Regions from separate parts of the Homo sapiens genome. Here region 1 is linked to region 2. A link is an interaction called in ENCODE POLR2A ChIA-PET data of the cell type or tissue named here. Cell type or tissue: PC-9. All regions are shown on one strand. Links, peaks and the distances in the headings refer to the core of each region. The heading gives the core; the rest is flanking DNA. Region 1 overlaps CTNNA1-AS1 (CTNNA1 antisense RNA 1). Region 2 has its middle 85 kb from the start of CTNNA1.

Region 1 (2,913 bases), core at 138-2,637, 77 kb after region 2:
AGAGAGAACTGGAAAGGTAAAGGCCCTGAGGTCTGAGGGTGCTTGATGCCTTACAGGAATGTCTAGACCACAACGTGGGCTTGAATGGAAAGATAGAGAGAAAAAGCCAAAGACGGGTCTGAGATGACTGGGTGAGATCAAATAAATTTTATTCAGAGTGAGATGGGAAGCACTGGAGGGTGATTTTTTTTTTCCTTTACTTTCCAACTTTTATTTTTGGTTCAGAGGGTACATGTGCATGGATAAATTAATTGTATGTCATGGGGGTTTGGTGTAAAGATTATTTTGTCACCCAGGTAATAAGCGTAGTAAGCCATAGGTAGTTTTTCGATCCTCACGCTCCTCCCACCCTCCGCTCTCAAGTAGGCCCAGGTGTCTTCGGTTTTCTCCTTTGTATCCACGCGTACTCAGTGTTTCTGGAGGGGTTCTGAATAGAGTGGTGTGTTTTCAATGGCTCTGCCACTATGAGAAAAGAGCATTAAGATAATATGTATATGCTGTTCAAACGTAAATGCAATATTATGTGCATTGCTTCACTATCTTCTTTCTTCCAAAGTGAATTTTTTTAAAAAACAAAATATGATCCTGTCATCCTTTGTTTAGAATCCTTTGTGGTTCTCCATTCCCCTAAGGGTCAAGTCTAAACTCTCACCAAGCCCTCCCGAGTCTGGCCTCTACCTACCTCAGCAGCTCCCAAATCACAGAAAGTTTTTCCTAGATGGGACTCGGGGCCTTCAACCTTCCTTGTTCCCTTGGTCTAAAATGAAGTTATTTCCTTCCCTCCCCATCTACCTTGTCAACATCGTGCCAAGCACTATTCTAGGCACCAGGGATACAGCACTGAACAAAATAGACAAAAACTCTAGCCCTTGTGTGGCTGAAATTCTAACAGGAATAAGACAGAAGAAAAGCAATAAATTATATACCATATATGACTATTTTAAATTTTAAATATGTATTAAATATATATTTTTAAAATATGATTTTATATATCAGGAGGGTGATATAAGCTAAGGAAAACACTGAACAAGGAAGAGGGGGGTGAGATGTTGAGAAACGGGTTGCAATTCTGAATAAGGTGGCCAAGCGGAAGCCTCACTGAGAAGGTGCCTGGCAGAGGTGAGGGAGCAAGTCAGGCAGCTATTTGGAGGAGAGCATTCCAGGCAGGAAGCAAACGCCCTAAGGCAAGAGCCTACTTGATAGCAAAGAGGACACTGTGTCAGAGAAGAGTATCGGGGCAAGTGAGGCCCTTATAAGGCCCTCACTTCTCTGTACTTTGAGTGAGATGGGAGCCACTGGAGGGTCTGGGTGGAGCAGGAGTGACATGCTTGGACTTTTTTTTTTTTTTTAGACGGAGTCTCGCTCTGTCGCCCAGGCTGGAGTGCAGTGGTGCGATCTGGGCTCACTGCAAGATCTGCCTCCCTGGTTCACGCCATTTTCCTGCCTCAGCCTCCCAAGTAGCTGGGACTACAGGTGCCCGCCACCACGCCTGGCTAATTTTTTGTATTTTAGTAGAGACGGGGTTTCACCGTGTTAGCCAGGATGGTCTCCATCTCCTGACCTCGTGATCCGCCCGCCTCAGCCTTCCAAAGTGCTAGGATTACAGGCATGAGCCACTGTGCCTGGCCACTTGGACTTACTTTCTAACAAGATCACTCAGGCTGCTGAACTTAAACTAGACTGAGGGAGGCAAGTGCAGAAGTAGGGAGACCAGTTGGGCTCCCCTGGCAAAATTGAGGCTAAGAGATGATGGTGGCTTGATTCAGGATGGTAACAATGGTGATAGTAAAAAGTTAGTGGCTTCTGGGCCTGGTGCGTTGGCTCATGCCTGTAATCCCCGCACTTTGGGAGGCCGAGGTGGGTGGATTGCTTGAGGTTAGGAGTTCGAGACCAGCCTGGCCAACACAGCGAAACCCCGTCTCTACTGAAAAAAATACAAAAATTGCTGGGTGTGGTGGCGGGCACCTGTAATCCCAGCTAATCGGGAGGTTGAGGCAGGAGAACTGCTTGAACCTGGGAGGTGGAGGTTGCAGTGAGCCGAGATTGCGCCACTGCACTCCAGCCTGGGTGACAGAGTGAGACTCCGTCTCAAAAAAAAAAAAAAAAAAGTTAGTGGGTTCTGACTCTATTTCGAAGGCAGAAGTACAGGGTCTAAGGAATCAGATTTGAAATGCATGCAAGAAATAAAATAGCCAAGGATAACGCCAAGGTTTTTGGCCTCAGCCATGGCCAAAATGAGAGGATGGAGTTGCCATCTAAGGAAATTAAGAAAACTATGGGATAAGTAGGTTTGGACAGTGGTATTAGGAAATCAGTTTTGGACATACAGACATATAAAGTTTGAGATGGGCTGGGCATGGTGGCTCATGCCATTTAATTTCTGTAATCCTTTGGGAGGCCAAGGCAGGAGGATCACTTGAGCTCGGAGTTTGAGACCTGCCTGGGGAAGATAGCAAGACCTCATCTCTACTAAAAAAAAAAAAAAAAAAAAAAAAAGCTGTGCGTGGCAGCACATACCTGTAGTCCCAGCTACTTGGGAGGCTGAGGATCATTTGAGTCTGGGAGATCAAGGCTTCATTGAGCTATGATCAAACCACTGTATTCCAACCTAGGTGATGGAGTGAGACCCTGGCTCAAAAATAAGATAAAGTTTGAGATGCCTAGATGCCTATTGGCTATCTAAGTGGAAACATCAAGTAGGGAGCTGGATAAGTGAGCTGCAAATTCAGGGGAAAGGTTCAGGTTAGGGATATATACCTGGAGTTGTCAGCATATTTCAAGTCAAAAGACTGGCATCAATGGGTTAATGACAGCTATTAGTAGAAAAAGAAGTCCAAGGACAGAGCCCTGGGACACTTTAACAGAAATTTATAACTTCAGGCTGGAGTGCACTGCAAACTCCGCCTCTCGGGT
Region 2 (2,913 bases), core at 137-2,636:
TAATCTTGGTGGACTGTCAATGAAGGCTACCTCCATTCCCTGGCTAAGGGATTGGCATGTGACCCAAGCTAGGCCAATCAGATGCTCTCTCCTCCTTGAATCCTTTTTTTTTTTTAAATAGAGATGGGGCTGGGCGTGGTGGCTCATGCCTGTAATCCCAGCACTTTGGGAGGCCAAGACAGGAAGATCACCTGAGGTTAGGAGTTTGAGACCAGTCTGGCCAACATGGTGAAACCACATATCTACTAAAAATACAAAAATTAGCCAGGCGTGGTGGCAAGCGCCTGTAATCCCAGCTACTAGGGAGGATGAGGCAGGAGAATTACTTGAGCCTGGGAGGCAGAGGCTGCGGTGAGCAGAGACTGCACTCCAGCCTTGGCAACAAAGTGAGACTCTGGTTAAAAATAAATAAATAAATAAATAAATTAATTAATTAAGTAAGTAAAATAGAGATGGACTTTCGTTCTGTTGCCCAGGCTGATCTCAAATTCCTGGGCTCAAGGGACCCTCTCACCTCAGCCTCCCAAAGTGCTGGCATTACAGACATAAACCACTGTGCCTGGCCACCTCCTTGAATCTGAAATGGAATGACATGAAAATGGGACCCAGTGTAGTGGCTCACACCTGTCATCTCAGCACTTTGGGAGGACTAGGCAGGAGGATTGCTTGAGGCCAAGAGTTCAAGACCAGCCTGGGCAACATAGCAAGACCTGTCTCTATGAAAGAAAGAAAGAAAGAAAGAGAGAGAGAGAGAGAGAGAGAGAGAGAGGAAGGAAGGAAGGAGAGAAAGAAAGAAAGAAAAGAAAGAAAGAGAAAGAAAGAAAGGAGAAAGAGAAGGAAGGAAGGAAAGAAAGAAAGAGAAAGAAAGAAGGAAGGAAGGAAGGAAAGAAAGAAAGAAGGAAGGATGGAATTAATGTATCCCCAAGGCGGCACCATAAAGGGATTGTTCCATAGCCCTTGATTTCAATGTCCTGCTTCCTCCTATTTCTGGGACAGCCTCTTTAGCATTTTCTTTGATTCTGTGAGCCACCCTCATTTCTTTCTAATACGATCATTTTTTGCTTAAGTTAGCTAGAGTTTTTCTGTTGCTGGAAACCAAAGCCTCCTCACCCATACAAATTTCACCTTCTTAGAGGAGCAGAGGGATATGCCCCTGTGGTGGGCTCATATTTGGAGTCTCTGGCAGGGGTTCAAATCTCACCTGGTCCTGGAATGAGAGGAAAGAGAGCCCTGCTGCTAGTGGGTGCTGTCACACCTCGCCTCAGGCCAGTCTTTGTGGCCAGTTTTGCCAGGATCCACTCCCAGCCTAACCTCCAGGTCTCAACACTGAGCCCACAGCCTGAAATAGCTAAGTTTACCCCCATGACTCCCTATCACAAGTGCTACAAATGGCTCAGGCTGGTGTCATGGTTATTTTCCACAAATAGCCATCTCATTCCTGTGCTGTGCCCTTGCTCGTGGTGTTCTGGGACACCTTATCTCAGGGTAAGCTGGGCCCCCCGTGCCCTCTGCCCCGGCCCCTCCCGTGCCTTCAGACCTTAGGCCACATCCTGCCTCTTCTGAACCAACACTTCACTGGGTTCCCTCTGATGTGGGATGGGCAGAGCAAGTGATTTGTGTGGTTGAGCTCTGTTTCCTTTGTAGACTTTAGTCTTTGAGGACTTGACTACAAGCTCCAAGTGCCTTGTTACTTTTCTTGCTTGGACCTCAGTGTCAAGCAGGAGGCTGGGCACACAGTGAATGATCATGTTGATTTCTCCACCCATAGTTTGAAAATTGTTCCCACCCTGTGATTCATATTCTTCATTCATTCATTTACACATTTATCAAGCACCTACTAAGTGTGGGTTCTGCCCTAAGTGCTGGAGGTACACACTGAATAAAACATAGCCGAGGAATTCAGTCTCATGGTGAAGATTTATTGAGAATTAATTGTAGCAGAATGACCTATTGAGGAAATAACCATGTCTAGTTTTTCTCAGCTGCAGGCTCACCTAAAAAGAATGAAAGGCATTTCATCCCTGGGGCGAGGGGCAGGAGAGAACCAGGCTTCATGTCCTTGAAGTGTGGACTTTCTTGACCCCCATGAGGATTGGTGTAGTTCAGAGTAGAAAAGAGAAGCTGCAAGCAGCAGGATACCCAGAAGACAACTTCCAAACAGACGTTTTAAACAAAGATTAGGATTGGAGGCTTAATGCTTCCCAGATTAAAGTGGGATGGTCTCAACTCAGGAGGGTTAGTTGGAACTCTCAAGATCAGAAAGGGAATGAAGGTATGAATTCCATCGATGGCAGAAACCTGCACTCATGAGGATGCATCCTCTGAGATGGGAGGACCTAGGAGGAAGAATATTTGGGTGACCACATGTGTGATAATAATAATAGACAGCATTTAGTGCATACTTACTGTGCGCCAGGAGGCACTGTGTTAAGCATGTTGTACGTATTCACTTATTTCTCACAAGAACCCTGTGAAGTAGGTACTATCATTGTTTCCATTTGACAGATAAGGCAAAGAAAGATTAAGTGAACTTCCTAAGGTTATGGATCCAAGAATCAAACCCAGGCGATCAGATTTCACTGAGGGCCATGTATGCCTATGAGGGCTGAGCACAAAGGGCTATAGTTTTGGGAGCCTTTGTTCTCAAAGGACACCATGACTGAACTTGTCACAGAGGAGGTGGGGCTGCAGCCCCCACCTGCAGATGTGCTTCACAACCAGGCCGGGCATACATATTAGCTGTGGCAACTGGCCACAGCCGATGGCCAGTACTGAAGGACATGGTAATCTTGGTAAGAAGGGGCTTGTATCAGTTAACCATAGTCCCAGTAATGAGTGCGGTAGAACAATCACAAAATTTCAGCAGCATACAACAGTGTTTATTTAGTGCATGTGTTTGGGGACCAGCTGGGG

The links. Peaks named below come from ENCODE experiments on the same cell type or tissue, not always from the same donor. Only the 100,000 strongest peaks of a DNase experiment are listed, where the experiment ranks them.
Region 1: POLR2A ChIA-PET joins it to region 2 with 12 read pairs; 10 of 35 experiments call an interaction of 5 or more read pairs at or near these places.

Annotation. Positions count from the first base shown.
Region 1 is chr5:138,744,301-138,747,213 of GRCh38, forward strand. It overlaps CTNNA1-AS1 (CTNNA1 antisense RNA 1), which reads right to left. Exons shown (of 2, transcript NR_134244.1): 2 at 130-462. Among named protein-coding and RNA genes, the nearest start is that of CTNNA1, 7.7 kb to the right of the region's middle. In PC-9, for the core only: no CTCF peak of the experiment used is centred there; a DNase peak (open chromatin) is centred at 1,121.
Region 2 is chr5:138,667,197-138,670,109 of GRCh38, forward strand. No RefSeq gene overlaps it. Among named protein-coding and RNA genes, the nearest start is that of CTNNA1, 85 kb to the right of the region's middle. RefSeq lists a silencer at 1,548-1,597. In PC-9, for the core only: no CTCF peak of the experiment used is centred there; DNase peaks (open chromatin) are centred at 1,405 and 1,935; H3K27ac peaks cover 1,898 bases.